2 separate regions of the Homo sapiens genome follow, and region 2 is linked to region 1. A link is a contact called in ENCODE Hi-C data. All regions are on one chromosome and are shown on one strand. The core of a region is the stretch at or near the end of the contact, and the rest is flanking DNA. Distances in the headings are between cores, read along the strand shown.

Region 1 (7,793 bases), core at 2,490-4,989:
AAATTTGCTCTTTATTCCTCACCACGACCTTTGCAAAAGGGAATACCTGGAAAGTTAATGATTGCTCAGAATTATGCAGCCAATGTGCCTCCAGCATCTCTCTTTGCCTTTTCTTTTCCATTGTGCTGTCAGTTTATGTTCAGGTGCATACTAAGCAATTTATTTCTCACTTGACATCACCTACTTATAAAACATGTCATCCTTCCTGGCTCACCACAGCCTTATGGTGACAAAAAATTGGAAGTAGTTTATGGACTACTTTTGGATGAAAGACTACGCAACAGTCATACTACTTAAAATATTTAATGACTTGAGGCTGGGCGCGGTGGCTCACGCCTGTAATCCTAGCACTTTGAGAGGCTGAGGCGGGCAGATCATGAGGTCAGGAGATCGAGACCATCCTGGCTAACGCGGTGAAACCCCGTCTCTACTAAAAATACAAAAAATTAGCCGGGCGTGGTGGCAGGCGCCTGTAGTCCCAGCTACTCGGGAGGCTGAGGCAGGAGAATGGTGTGAACCCCGGAGGCGGAGCTTTCAGTGAACCGAGATCATGCCACTGCACTCCAGCCTGGGCAACAGAGCAAGACTCTGTCTCAAAAAAAAAAAAATTTTAATGACTTGAATAATATGTAAGGTATTAGTATCAGATGGCTTTAATAGTAACTTTGCTCTCTCTTGGCTCCCTCTTCTAGGAAAAATTGTCCTTAGGGAAGATACAACCCAATGTTTTATGTTTTAAGAATTTCCAGAATAATATGTAAGATAAATTAAGATTGGCATGGGAAGCAGGTTATAAAACAATATGGACAGTATACTTCTGTTTTGCAAACAAAAGAAAGAAAAAATGTGGAAAAGATTGGAAATGGAACAAAATGGTAACAGTGGTTGTCTCAGGTGACAAGATTATATTTTTCTGATAGGTGATAGGCTTATTTTCTTCTTTGGCTTTTTGTTTAATATTTACCTAAATTTCCACAGTGAATAAGTATGATTTCTTTTTTTTTTTTTTTATTCTGGAACAGTTTCAGAATAAAGAATAGTGAAATGAAACCCCATGTACTCATTGTTCGTCTTTAATGATTACTAACTCATGACCAGTCTTGTTGCATTTGTATTCCCAACCACACCCATATTTGAAGCAGATCTTGGCTATCATTTGTAAGTCCTAAGTATCCCTTACTTTGTTTACTGAATGCTGTGTCTCCTCCTGATCTGGCCAGATTAAAGGCCCTTCCACTGAATCCTGCAAACAGTGGAACAGAGGGAGAAGGCCTGGAATCTTGTGCAGTTGGCTCTGTGCGTCATAGGGGCTGGAGTTGGCCAGGCAATTCCCCGGCAGCGCTGCACGCTCTACTTCCCCTGACCCTGTGCCCTGGAGATGGAGCTGATAACAGGCCTATCTCCCAGCGCCACAGGGAGCTCTTTGTCCTGGTTTTATTCTCACTCTGGTTTTATTCTCATTCTTGTTTCCCTGAATGGACTGTTAGTTATCAACTTGTGGGATTTAGGGGTATGGAATATTCACATGTCTGACTTTAAATCCACCTCTGTGGCCTGCTCTTGAAAGATGTTCTTTGCAAAAAGAAGGAAACTACCTGTTTCTATTTAGGATTCATTCCATTTATGATAAGGACCCTGTTTCTATGAATGGAGGTTTTGAGTTGCTTTATTTATCCCCTGCAGGTCACATTGCTGTGAGAGGCCATCTAACAGCATCCACAGCTAAGGGATGCTTCTGTCGTCAAGGCGGGCATTTTTTCTAATGCACTGTTCCTGGCTGGGTTGGAGTTGGAGAATGCCACTGCCTGTAATTTCTTATCTTTACCCAGAGCCTATGATTGAACCTGTTTATACTTTTTTATGGTCAGAATAATGGTTTCTCTGCCAGGACCTTCTAGAAGTTGACTCTAAGTTGTTTGTTCTGAAATTGTGCAGGCGGAAGTGTGATGTGTGGTTCAGACTGGAAATATGGCTGCTTTCCTCTTCTCTCAAAACAGGGCACGCCCTTGGCCTAGGGAGGACAGAGGGTGAGCAGTTGCCTGGAAGCTCTGGGTCCCAAGTTGTCAGTTATCACTTTGCTCTTCTTCATGGCTCTCAGGTTAAAGAAGTTACTTGTACATTTGAGCTTGGCTGGGTACATGCTGGCTGCACAGTATTCTATGTGCTGCTTTTTTTCGTCAGCCAGAAAATAAATCAGTGCAACCCAATGCGTTTCCCTGTTTGTCTCCACTGCTAGAGCCCTGGCACTTATCCTTTGTATTCTTTAGACAGAGTTTCTGTTTTAATCCTGATTCTTTTAATTTTGCCTGTGTTCAATTTTTAAAGCATTTATTTCCTCTCAAAAATAGTTGGATGAGTAAGTCTTAAAGCAAACAAGGTAAATTTATGTATTGAATAAAATTTTTTTGGCAGGAATTGAGACCTTTATTCTTCCCTGGCCAGAATATCTTATCTAAAATGAAGACCACAGCCTCAGAGGAGCCGTGATTCTTGTTGGAGGATCCTTACCAGAATCCTACAGTATATTGGTAGGACTCTGATAAGGGTTGTTCCCATTTTACAGGGGTGGAAACTGAGTATCACAGGGACTAATTGCATTTAGTAAGGAGTAGAACCAGAATGTGAACCAGTTCTGTTGATTTGAAATTCTGTGCCCTTTTTATTACTCAGTGACTGTGTGCTCTGGGAAGTAACAATAATGCACTATTGAGTAAGGGGCACTGCATTTATTTATTTAAAACAATTTTTTTTTCTTTTTCTTTTTTTTTTGAAAGGAGATCTCATTCTATCGCCCAGGCTGGAGTGCTGTGGTGTTATCATGGCTCACTGCAACCTTGCCCAGCTAATTTTTTTGTATTTTTAGTAAAGACATGGTTTGTCCATGTTGGCCAGGCTGGTCTTGAACTTCTGGGCTCAAGTGATCTGCCCACCTCAGCCTCCCAAAATGCTGGGATTATAGGTGTGAGCCACTGCACACAGCCTGTTGAATTTTTTTTTTTTTAATAATACATTCCAAACCTAGGAAGGCACTGAATTTAGAGTCATGTTTTCCTTACTCAAGCTCTGCCTCTTCTGTTATCGGCTGCCTCCATGGAAGCCAGTTGACTTCTCCAGGCCTCAGAGAGCACATCTGGGAGATGCAGGGAGGCATGGGACTGGAGGGAGGTGCTCCAGGTTGCCTTCCATCTGTGCCAGCCAGTGCCACTTCTCGCAGAGGACTTGGTCACAGCCCTGTCTCCTTTGCTCAAGGCCTTTGATTTTGCTTTTTTGTCTCTTCTGGCTCAGGCTTAAGCCTCAGACCCAGTAGAGGCTGCTGCAGACACCTGTAAAATGTGGAAAATTCCCCAGTCCCAGAGTCAGGCACAACTTTGTCAGGGTTTCCTCTTGCTCCCTCCCAGCTCCCAGTTCCTGCAGAATTGACTCGCTTTCTTTTGACTTATTGCCTGATTTCTTTTAGACCTCAGACTTGTGTCACTTTTCCAAGCATGAGTTGAGAAATACAGGAAATTGCCTTTCTTTCCTCAAGGAAGGCATCCCCCCACTCCTCAAACCTCTGCACCACCTGAAGAGAGGGACCCGCCACATGTTCTGCTTCCCAGCTGTCTGCGTTGTCTGTCTCAGCATGTGTGAGCTGCTTCTGCTAGCAGATCGCACCACAGGTTTCCGGGGCTTGATCCAGCGCCAGGCTGCCTGCTCTTCCTGTGCTGCCGTGTCTTTGGGGAAGCACCATTAAAGTATTGGATTTCTCTGGGCATTGCGCATGCAGGTGTGCAGACCCTCTGCCCTGTAGGGTTGTTGTCAGACAGGTGTGGCGCAGCTTCCCCTTGGCTTTCTATGTGGCAGACGGCAGTGGTTTCATGTGCACTTCTGAATCCTTCTACTGTTTTGGTCTCTGAGGCGACATCCCAAGTGCAGGACTCCGTGGTTTCCTGGCTCTGCCTTCTGCTGTGAGCTGTGTTGTGGGCTCCGCAGCCCCACCGACAGCTGCTGTTCTGGGTTGAGCGGTGGGAACTGGCTGAGTCATAACTCAGTATCGTGAACAGGGCACGTGGGAGAGTTTGCGTTTCTTTTTGCCCTCTAGTGTAAACAAGTCACGTGCCTGCCTTGCACCTGTGCTTAGGAGGTGTCTACACGTGCTGGTGGCTCCCTTCACTGACCAAGGCAGGGAATAATCATCCTGGGGAAAGGGTAGGAGGCCCCTTTGATGGCTGGGGCTCTGTTTTCATACCAGGTGAGAATGTCAATTTTTTATTTTAAGTCAGAGGCTCCTTCTTGCTTGGAATGTCCACTGAGCAAAGATGAAAGGAGACAGGAATTTGCTCTTGGGCTCCTGTTGCAAGGCTCTCTGCCTGTGGCCTCTACCTGTGGCCTCTGCATTCCAGCCACAGTGACCTGGAGTGCGTTACTCTGACTCAGGCAAGGCCTTTGCATGTGTTGTTTCCTCTGTTTGGATACTCCATTCCTGTATTCCTGGTTTTCTTTGATACTACTTCCCTGTATTCCTGGTTTGCTTGCTTGCTTCCTTCCTTCCTTCTTTCCTCCCTCCCCTCCCTCCCCTTCCTCCTGTCCGTCCTTCCCTCCCTCCCTCCCTCCCCATCCTTCCCTTCTCTCTCTCTCTTTCCTTCCTTCTTTCCTTCCTTCCTTCCTCCCTCCCTCCCCCCGCTCCCTCCCCTCCCTCCCCTTCCTCGCCTCCCTCCTTCCTTCCCTCCTCTCCCTCCCTCCCTTCCCATCCTTCCCTTCTTTCTCTCTCTCTTTCCTTCCTTCCTTCCTTCTTTCTTTCTTTGTTTCCTTCTTTCTTTCTTTCTTTCAGTAGATTTTATTTTTTATAGCAGTTTTAGGTTCATAGCAAAAATGAATAGAAAATAAAGAATTCCCACAACTTCCCTCTGACCACTGCGCACACAACCTCCCCCACCATCAGCATTCCACATCAGTGTGGTATATTTGTTACAATCAGTGACCCAGTCAGTGTTGACACATCATTATCAACCAGAGTCCATAGTTCACATTAGGGTTCACTCTTGGTTTGTACAGTTCTGTGGGTTTTAACAAATGTACGACAACAGGTAGCCACCATTAAATATCACACAGAGTAGCTTCCCTGCCCCGGAAGTCCCTGTGCTCCACTTGTCCATTCCTGCTTCCTCCCCCGGAATCTGTTTTCCTTTTAATGTCTAACCTGTGCCTGTTTGTGTTTCAGATTTCAGCTTCACTGTCTGTTTGTCAGAGAAGCCCTCCCTGGTGGACTTCCCTGAGTAGGTCAGGATGCCCTGGCTCCAGGCAAGCCCTTAATCACTTCTGTCCTAGTTATCATCTTATTTTTATTTATTTGAAGCATTCCTGGAATGCCTGCCTCCCTTTGAGATAGTAAACTCCCTGAAGGCAGGGACTATGTCTTTTTTCTTATGACTATATTCCCAGCACCAGACACTGCTGGGCACATAACAGATGCTTGTTAAACATCTGGGAACAAAGGCTTCATTCTCACAGGTGCCTTTATGCTTCTGAAGTTCAGGAATACCAGGTTCTTCTGGCCCCAAGCTTGTCCCATCCTGGATGGGACTTCCACCCTCCCATCCACCAGGCTGCCTCCATGGAATTTACAGTGCTTCATGCAAATTCATTAAAGCAGAACCAGAAGTACTATTACTTGGTAATACTTTTCCATTCAGAAAGCATTTATTGGCTGTCCAATAAATGCTCAGTGGCAGGTATGGTGGAGAAAATTAAAGATAGATGAGAAGTCTCTATCCTCTGGGATTTGATTTGAGCCTGCAGATCCATTAGAAGGGAAATAAAACAACCTGTTTGGAAACATTAGATTGAACCATATAAAATTATTGATATTTATTGATGATATTTGTTATTTGCCTATTGATGTTTTTCCTGCAAAAATGGAAAATTCATATGGTTCAACCTTCTTCATTCCAAAATGTTCTATAATTCAGATTGGACTGTGTCACAGAGTACAGATTAGAAATGTCATCCTGCACATTGCTGGGATTTGAGCTCAAGAGGAATGTCTGTATCCTGAGTCATAGGCCAAGATTTCTTTTTCCCAAGGAAAGAAATGCTACACTTTTGGCCTCATTAAGTTTAGCCACAGAACAGATTTTTTTAAAAAAGATATTTCATTGCAAACAGTGGATGGAAGTAGGAAAAACAAACTAAAAAGAATGTGTATATTGTTTTAAAGGGATGGAAATATGCCTGAATGTCAACATGATTCGGGAAACCAATCACAGAGACCCTCTAACCTTGTTTTCCCTTATGTGCTGTGGAGACTCCTCTGTCCCCAAGCTCAGATCTACTGTGGGAGCTGCCCACTGGCTGCCCAGGTCAGTCCCCTTTCCTTCCTCATTCCTGCCTTGAAACCTGTCCCCTCTTCCTCAGTGCTTGCCTGAAAGGTTAATGGACAGTGTTTTGTTATTACATTTGAAAACGTCTTGAGTACTTACTGTGTACAAGACGTCCTGTTAGGTGCTGTGGGGAATGCAGAGTTGAAGTAGCCGTGATGCCTGTCTCCATGAGCATCACTCTAGTTGTAGGACTGATGTATGTGTAGGATCTAAGGCACAGCCAGAGAACAGACTCTGTGGAAGGACTGGCTCCTTCAGACCCGTGGTTCAGTTAGAGTATTCTTCTCTCTCAAGGGGTCATCCTGGTCTCTTGCTTCCTGGTGAGGTGCTGGTGCTAATGATGCTGTTGATCACCACTGGCTGAGTGCTTTTGAGAGCCAGGCTCTGTACCAGGCATTTAACAGGGTTTCTTTCACATACTCCTTTGAAGGTGGCTTTACTATCTCCTTTGATGAGGAAACAAGCCTAGAAAGGTGAAGTAACTTCCCCAAAGTTTTACAGCCACAAAAGGCAGCACCAGAATTGGAAACCTTATCTACCTGCTGGTATGGCTTAACCTTGACATTAGAGTATCTGCCATCTTTTGAAGTCACACAGGAACACAGAAGTGGGAAGAGTGTGCTTCCAAAGAGAGCACAGTCCCAGTCTATGGAACCATCACAATTACCCACATGACCCAGTTTGCCAACTGTAGAATGGTACTGAAACAGTCCCAGGGGAAGAAAGTTGCATGTGCCACTCTTTTCTGGAGCTAAGAGTTTCCTCTCTATCAGAAACAGTTATCATGTGACTCTATCAGCCCTCAGGATTTTCCAGGGAGGCCACTGGTACTGTCCCAAGGTTAGCATGCTGATGGATATGTGAAATGCTTATCTTTGCCTCTGGCTTCCCTGTCTGTAAAATGGAAACTCTGATATCTGCCTTCTCATTCCTAATTTGGAGGGTGTCTCAGACCCATCGGCTCTTCTCCCTTGGGCTTGCTCAGATAGCACTGAGGCACAATGCTGCTTTTCACGTGGTGGATCTTTTCCAGCAGAGAGAGTACATGTGCCTGGTGACTCTTCTGTGATAACTGGGGCCCCTGGGCTGCGTTGATAACAGTCTTGAGGGCCTCTTCATTTGGACAATTGTTAATTTTAATTAGGCAGATTGACCTCGGGATCAGAGAACCTAGAAATTTAAAGCTACAGTCTCTGGGATGGCATCTTTATTCCAGAACTCCCTTGTGTTTGAACTAGCAAGCCAAGCTCAGTGAGCCAGCCCATGTTCAGGCAGGCCCCACTTGTGTTTTCCGACAGCTGAGTGGGACGTTGGCTTTCCTCAGATTCCCAAGAATTGGTGGTCTGGGCCTTCCCCTGCACCTTCCCACGGGGCGTCCTTGAATCTGCCTGTCTCACTTGTCATGCTCTGCCATTGTCCATTTGCGTAAATAAG
Region 2 (7,793 bases), core at 1,905-4,404, 310 kb before region 1:
AGGCCTCAGCTTTCCCATCTGTAAAATGGATTTGAGGCTAAAGACTGCTGTGATGCTAACTTTCTACAGTTCTATGATACTGAATCTTTAGCCATGGCATTCTGAGGGAGGCCCTGCTTTGTTTCTTGGGTAGGACTTGGGGTGGGGGAGAGCTGCCCATGGCCTCAGAACTTGGTGGGGAAGGGGTCTGAGCATGTGAATATTTTCAGCCTGGTGCTTGGCAGGAGGGGGGCTCTGCTTACATATCGGTGTGTTGATACTGACTGCCCCTTCCCTGCAGGGGTCACTTGACCTCCCACCCCGTCTCAGCTGCCTGCCTGGCGAGGATATCCAAGCAACAGTGGGGCAGGGAAGACTTCTTGACCAGCTTGGAGCTGTGCAGGGGCAGCTGATTTGAGGGGGCCATGAGTTGAGTTAGGATTATTTTGGGGGTGTCAGGGGTCAGGAGTTGAAGCATGGGAAGTGGGATGCCAGAGGCAGAGACAGCCAGAAGGAATAAGTGGTGGCTGGGAGGAACCCACAGCCAGGGTGGAGACTTCCCGTTAAAACAGCCCGTTATCCTGGCAGGAGGGAGAGTGCATTCCTTTCCCCCAGGAGATAAGGAGGCCAGATTTTCCTTTCTCAGGGCTCCTTTCTAGGGTAGGCTAGTGGGGGCTCTGTGGGCTGGGCTGGGGCCAGGTCCCTCTGGACCCCTCTGCAGGGTCCCAGCTGGAGCAGCTGGAGCTCCTGGCACTCATCCAAGACTCCCTGCAGCCTTGGACAAGCACTGCTGCAGCAGTGGCAGCACAACGTTTGAATCCCAGTTGCCTCTCTGTGCCTCAGTTTCCTTCCCTGAAAAAAATCCATCTACCTCATAGGGTAGTTGTGAGGCTTCAATGAGTTAATACGGTAAAGCACTTGGAATGAGTGGTATGCAGCGGAAGTAGACAGCACTGTTCTCACCCCAAGATGCCTCTTGTTTCCTGGGGCCCAGGTGAGAACCTAGTGTCTCCTCAAGTCAGATTCTTTTCACATTCTTGGGCATTTGACAGCTCTTTCCGCTGTAGGCCTCTCTAGGCAAAAATCTCATCTCAGCTTACTGACCCCAAGGCCATTATGAGAAAAGGTTCATTAAGCATTTAAAATAGAGCCCGTGTTAGCAGATGGAACAATTTCTTGGTTATTAGAAACCATTCTTCATGAAGAAAAGGCTTATCTTTCCTTTCACAAATGAGGAATCCTTAGCTCAGAAAGAGCCCCGGGACTGCCCTCCTAGACCGCAGGGCATGGCAGGAGCTGCTCTTGTTATGGGACACTTTCAGCCCCTTCCCTCCCAGGCCAGGGAGGCTGCCCTGACATCCCCCAGTCTGGCCTTTCATCCCCTGGGTTGCCCAGCCCTGGGGGTCCTTCCCACTGTTTCACAACAGCCAGTCCTCCCACAGGGTGGAGGCTCTCCCCATGGCCAGGCAGGGCTCTAGGCTGCTCCTTTCTAGGCAGGCTGGGCGGGACTCCCCTGGCCCTCTGGGCAGGTCAAGCCCCACTTCAGATTTCCCTTCTGGCCACTGTTGGAATGCCCAGCCCTCCCTCTGTGTATTTTCTCTCTGGGTGGGGTCTTAGGCTGGAAACCCTGTGCACATCCTCTCTCCACCCTCTCTTTGCAGGACCAAAGTCAATAGGGCTGAAGCCAGAGAGGAGACTGTGGTCCGAGGAAGACTCCAGGCTCACGCCCAGGACTCTTTGGGGGCCTCTTCGAAACCTATCATTATTTCCTCTTCCAAATCTCCAGGCAGTGATCAATACAAAGCAATACAGCCCGATTCAGTTTAATTTCAAAACAGTCCAACGCAATACAGCCGATTCAGTTCTATTTCAAAACACTTTTATTGAACACCAATAGTTGTACCAGGATTGTTATGACCCAGTTCAATGGGAGAGCCCAACAGATTGGGACTTGATACTATCTGGACTCCAAACTGTACTCTCAATTAGGGTTACTGTTCCCCTTTTGACTCTGCGTGTCTTTTGAACAGTTGGCTTCAGCTCTGCACTTCAGTTTCCTCAGTTGTTAAAACAGGCCAATGAATTAGACCATGAAGGTTTCCTCATCTCTCTGCCCTTCCATGTAATCTCTCATTATCGGCCAGTAAGGTTTTATTAACATATGGAACTGTGGTAGTGAGCTTGTTTCACGGTTCTGGAGCACATCCTGTATCAACAATCACAGAGTCAGGGAAGGGAGGAGGGCATGTTATGGAAGCTGGTTTGGGATTTTACCTCTGCCATTGGAAACCAACTGTGTATTTGGACAGTGTGTCCTGAGAGGCCTGAGAGTGGGCTTCTGGCTGGGAAGACTTCAGAATTAGAAGGGTTCTGAAAAATCATCTCGTACTGTGCTACTGAGAGTTCGATCTGCAGGCAGGAGCGTGGCATCTCCGGGGAGCTCATTAGGAAGGCTGGGTCTCTGGCCCATGCCGGTCTCGCTGACTCAAAATTTGCGTTTCAAAGCTCCGAGGGAAAAGGGCTTGTTTACAGTCCCACAGTGAGTCCTCGCATAACCAGGGCCCGAACCCTGGTTCCTGATTCCTGATTTTGCCACTGTTCTTGCCTTCCTCCACCCAGAGATCTTCAGGGTCCTTGTGCCTGGAAGGGGGCCCTGTGCTTCACGCCGAGGGAGGATAAGCATGGCAGGGACTTCTCCCAAATCTATCCTCCTTGAGTTCAGTTTTGACTGGGCTCCTCCCTGATAACCTGTAACTGCTTCACCCTTTGCAGCTCCCAGAAGAAAAACCCCATCCCCAGCCCAGGGAGGCCAGGCCTGCTGTGTTTAATTGCCCATCTCTGTGCCTCTTAGCCCATCTGGGGCTGGGCAGTATCTGAGTGAGTGTCCGGGCGAGGATGGGGCTGCTTGGGAAGGAACTCTTGTGGGTGACAAGTGGCAGGATGGGGCCCGTGGACACTCCCCTTCCTCCCCTTTCCGCGGACCCCCTGGGTCAGGCAGTTTCGGATTGGCTGCAGATCCCCGTCTCCGTGAGGCCGCGTCTGGCGAGGTACAGGTGCTGAGAGGCGCTGGGCTGTCCAGAGGCGGCGCGCGAGGCCGGGTGCGAGGTCTTGCGTGCGCGCCGCGCCCACTTCCTTTGCTGAGGAGCCTCGCGCAGTCTCCGGGGCCTACCACTTCCCCCGACGCCCTTCGGGCGTCGTCGTGCGGGTCCCTTCCCAGAAGCGGCCTCTCCTTTCCCTTTCCTCGCAGAGCCGCTCTTCCTGCGCCCTCCGAGCCCCACCCTCCTAGCTCCGTCCGGAGCCCTTCCTCCGCGCTGGCTATTCTCGGTTGCGCCAGCCTCTCCCATTGTCCATTCGCAGGAAAGGGCTGTCTGGCTGGTCGTCGGTCGCTGGTCCAGGGGTGGGGGACCCAGAAGAGAGCGCCGCCGGAAGCCCCCGCCGCGGCAGCAGCCCGCAGCCCGCAGCCCGCAGCCCGCAGCCTGCAGCCCCAGCATCATTTTTAGAAATCTCGCTTTCTAAGTTAGTCAACAGTGCAACCCGACGCCCACAGGGAGGGGTATGACTTCCCGACTCCCTCTTCTAATTTCAGCAGCCCCCAGCGGCGTAGGGGGAGGGGATGTCGGGGGCACCGCAGGTGCCACCCAGAGCCCCTAGCAGCCGCCTACCCAGGGCAAGGGTCCCATGCCCGGCTGCTGGGCACCCCAAGCAGCCCTGCTGGAGCAGTTCTCAGTCCCACTAGTGACCCCCGCTGCCTGCCTTTGGCTAAGGGGAGGAGGGTAGGCTCCCACGAGCACCCCTTGGGAGCAGATGGTGGGCCCTGAAGAGCCACAGCCCACTGGCCGCATCACAAGAAGCCTGAATTACCCGAATTCCGGGTGGAAAGATCAAGCCTTTCTGCAGACAGAGCTTCAAGGACTTTCCCTCTGCCTGTTCCTGCCTGGGTCTTGTTGTCATTTGTTCTCTGTCTTACCCGCACCCCACCCCACCCCCCTTTTTGTTTTTGTTCTTCCTAAAAGCATACAGCTCAAACTGGACCAAAGTATTTTTATTCCGTGGATAGAGAAACAGATGTTCAGGTCAAACCCAGATCCATTCACACGCAGCAGCTGCAGGCCCCATGCATCCCAGGCCTTCGAGAGTTGAAAGATGTCAGATGACAGGACCCCAGACCACAAGACTCAGTTTCACCAGCAGAGGAATTGAAAGCCCAACAGAGAGGCAAAGAGACTCTTCTGAGGTCAAAAAACAAGTGTTGGAAATCCCTGGGGAGGCTAGACGTGGTGGCTCACGCCTGTAATCCCAGTGCTTTGGGAGGCCAAGGTGGGAGGGTTGCTCGAGGCTGGGAGTTTGAGGTTGCAGTGAGCTACGATAGTGCCACTGCACTCCAGCCTCGGTGATAGAGCGAGACCCTGCCTCTTTAAGAAAAAAAAGGAAAGAAAGAAAAGAAAAAAAAAAAGGAAATTCCTGGGGAATGACTTTGGGATGGATTACAGAGGGTCAGTGTGGTAGATGGAGGCCTGAATTCACTCAGATGTGGGGTCCAGGACAGGCTGTGTCCTCCCAGCTGTGTAAGCTCCAGCCAGTTGCATACCGGTAGGCACATGGTGTTCCACAGGATAGGACTCCTGTCTGCCCTACACAAATGGGGCCGGGGGAGATGCCATGATCTCTGTGGGCATGTTTCCTGGGGCTGAAAGGCAACCTGTGCTGTAAGGGGGTGCAGTGCCAGGGCCTGGGAACCCACCTCCTGGAGAGAGGCCTGGCTTCTGCCACCGGGAGAGGCAGTGGGTGAAATACAGGCAGATCTGGCTATGTAACCCTCGGACAAGCTTTTTCACGTTCCGGAGCCTCAGTGTCCTCAGTTAGTCATCGTACAAGTATGACATTGTAAGGTCTTGTTGTTCAGTGGCTGGCACGTAGGAAGGGTTCAGTCACTGGTCGCTCAGCATTATTTTCAGAAGTGAGGTTGCCCTGTGGTGTCCTTGGAGTGACCTGCACAATCTCTGTGCACACAGTCTTGGCCATTGCTTGGCAAGGACTGTGGCATGAAGACATTATTGGCTATGTCACTCTCAGGGCTGCTGTCCACTCTGAGGCAGGGCATGGTGGCAGTCAGGCCTTGGGAAGTTGTAGGTGCCTCCTGGCGGGACAATCTCACGTGCAGATGTAGCTGCTAGAGTAGAGGTCTCGAACCTTAAGGTCCATGCTCTCCAGAGAGGCTTCAGAAATCTGCCCTTCCCCAAAATGGTATGCAAAATGTGGTGTCTATGGGGACAGGGACCATGGTATTCATCAGACTCTCAAATGGGGGCAACTAAAAGAATTAGGAACCTTTGTTCTGGGCATCAGCAAGTCAGGCATTAAGAGCCACTGTCGGAGGGCATGGCAGGCGGCATGGACCTCAGCCCTACCCTGGGTGTGACCCACTGACCTCACACCATGCTTAGCTAGCCAGTACCGGCCAGTCAGAGACATGAGTGCCTCCCCTGGGCACCCACTCTGCATAAGCCCAACAGAGAGTCAACCATGCCTGAGGTCTGGGTGGGCCACCAGGTTCAGGGTGTGGGAAAGAGACCCAGGCCCCAGCAGGCAGGATGGGGACCAGTGAGCAAGACTCTTTGGGGACTGGCTCAGGACAGGGGACCGTGAGGTGGGGTGGTGATAGGTGAGGGGTGCAAGTCATGAGGGCCTGGGAAAATAGGGGCAGAGGAAATGAGGCAGGGTCCACTGTGCCAGCTTTGGGGGCTCCTTGTTGTCCACTGGAAAGTGGCCCATGTGAGGGATGGGCCACCAGATCCAATGCCCTGCCTCAGTGCGCTTGGTCAAAGAGTTAGAAAATTCTCTCTGAATAAGGCCTCAGACTGTGGGTCATGGAGGTACGACTGGGGGTGTTCTCACCCTCTCTCTCTTTTGCTCAGTTTCTTTCTTTCTTTGGTCCTTATTTTATTTTTCCTGTCTTGTTTATGTTTTTCTCATAAGCCACTCAAGTCATTTTGGGAAACAGAGTACAAACGGAAAGAAAGAAAAGCTCTTCATACATAGAAAAGCTGACGAGAAAGTGGGCTTTCAATTGTGGGATGTTTTGTTTGTTTTCCTAAAAGATATTTTTTGATGACAAGTAGATTATGTTCATTTAAAAAAATTATTTTGTCACCCAAACTGGAGTGCAGTAGCATAGTCACAGCTGACTGCAGCCTTGACCTTCTGGGCTCAAGTGATTCTTCCACCCCAGCCTCTTGAGTAGCTAGTACCATGCCCTGCTAAGTGTGTGTGTGTGTGTGTGTGTGTGTGTGTGTGTGTGTGTGTGTTTTGTAGAAGGGGTCTTTCTGTGTTGCCCAGGCTGGTCTAAAACACCTGGGCTCAAGCAATCCTCCCACCTCAGCCTCCCAAAGTGCTGGGATTGCAGACATGAGCCACTGCACTCAGCCCTTTAACTTAAATGTGGATGTTTTGTAGAAATAAAAAAAGAAAGTACAAGAATTGCCTGTAATTGCATTATACAAACAACCACAGTTAGTATTTCGGTGTGTTTTCTTCTAGCTGTTTCTTACATGTATAGATTAATACACCTTTTTTTGTATTTATACTATGGCATCCAGTTTTCTGAATTAGCATATAGTATATATAACATGGACAGTTTTCTCTTATACTAAAAACTCTTTATAAGCATTTAAAATGTCTCAGTTCCACATAAACATTTAGAACCTCCTCTGATTTTTTCATTTTTTATTTATTTTTAAATTTTAAAAAATTGAGATGGAGTCTTGCTCTGTTGCCCAGGCTGGACTGCAGTGGTGCAATCTTGGCTCACTGCAACCTCTGCCTCCTGGGTTCAAGCAATCCTCTCGCCTCAGCCTCCAGAGTAGCGGGGACTACAGGCACACCCCATCACGGCCGGCTAATTTTTGTATTTTTAGTAGAGATGGGGTTTCACCTTTTGGCCAGGCTGGTTTCAAACTCCTAATCTCAAGTGATCCACCTGCCTCGGCCTCCCAAAGTGCTGGGATTACAGGCGTGAGCCACTGCACCCGACCCCTCCCCCGATTTTACATTATTGTAAACAAAGCATTGACACATATTTTTGTCCATAGCGTTCTTTGCAAAGTTAAGACTATTTCCTAGAGCAAGATTCAGAACTGAGCTTGGCTTCAGCCCAGAGCAGGCTGGGCCAGCAGTAGTGTGAGTGTGAGCGTGTGAGTGTGAGCGTGAGTGTGAGCGTGAGCGTGTGAGCGTGAGCGTGTGTCAGCGTGAGTGTGCACTTTGTGAATGTGGCAGGGCTGCATTTCTCATTGGCCCTGCAAGAGATGGCAACTGAGGCAGGCCCACGAGGGAGCCAAGTGACTCATTATCTCAGCCTGTGGGTCTTGCTGAAGGGATGGGCAGAGAAAAGGCTTCCCAGTGACTCATCTATTGGGCCTGAAATCCCTCTGAACCTTCAGGCTGGCCAGGGCAAAGCCCTTCAGGCCCAGTGACCAAATATTCCCCTGTGTCAGGGCCGCCCTTGGGCCCTTGGAGATGAATATGCCTGATGAAGTGTTTTCTGTCCTGCGAGGCGGGCCTGCCGGGCACACACAGCCCTCCGCTCAGATGTGCTTTCCGACCTGCACATTAGTCCAGCTTGGCTGAGCTCGGTTCCAAGGCAGGCTGGGCTGGTTTTCTCCTCCTTAAGACTCATCAGTGAGGTCAGCCAGCGGATAAGCTAAAGTTAACTTAGCTATTATTGCTTTTTTGTTAATGAGGGGAGGGCCAGCTACAAAAACGCCAAACCATTCAGAAAAGTTGTACAGCACTTGGGATTGAATATGCCAGAACAAATT

Evidence for each region. A loop is a pair of places that touch in the nucleus more often than their neighbours do. Pooled maps may share reads with other maps.
Region 2: a loop to region 1 is called in a map of naive thymus-derived CD4-positive, alpha-beta T cell, with 4 times the contacts of the local background. The contact joins two enhancer-like sites. A Hi-C loop is called at or near these places in 1 of 168 maps with a recorded cell type or tissue (naive thymus-derived CD4-positive, alpha-beta T cell), 5 of 37 single-sample maps with no recorded cell type and 8 of 50 pooled maps.

What each region holds. Positions count from the first base shown.
Region 1 is chr3:124,831,422-124,839,214 of GRCh38, reverse strand. All of the region lies in intron 5 of ITGB5 (integrin subunit beta 5), which reads left to right. Among named protein-coding and RNA genes, the nearest start is that of ITGB5, 52 kb to the left of the region's middle. RefSeq lists a silencer at 3,479-3,773 and enhancers at 3,736-3,945, 4,186-4,275, 4,640-5,139. Within about 2 kb of position 3,739, at least 29 of the 41 ENCODE cell types and tissues checked have a DNase peak (open chromatin) inside an H3K27ac peak, as active enhancers do.
Region 2 is chr3:125,137,337-125,145,129 of GRCh38, reverse strand. The region is part of intron 5 of SLC12A8 (solute carrier family 12 member 8); the gene reads left to right. Among named protein-coding and RNA genes, the nearest start is that of MIR5092, 10 kb to the left of the region's middle. RefSeq lists enhancers at 1,016-1,969, 2,540-2,769, 2,780-2,869, 2,483-3,306, 7,310-7,419 and a silencer at 3,320-3,549. Within about 2 kb of position 3,154, at least 26 of the 41 ENCODE cell types and tissues checked have a DNase peak (open chromatin) inside an H3K27ac peak, as active enhancers do.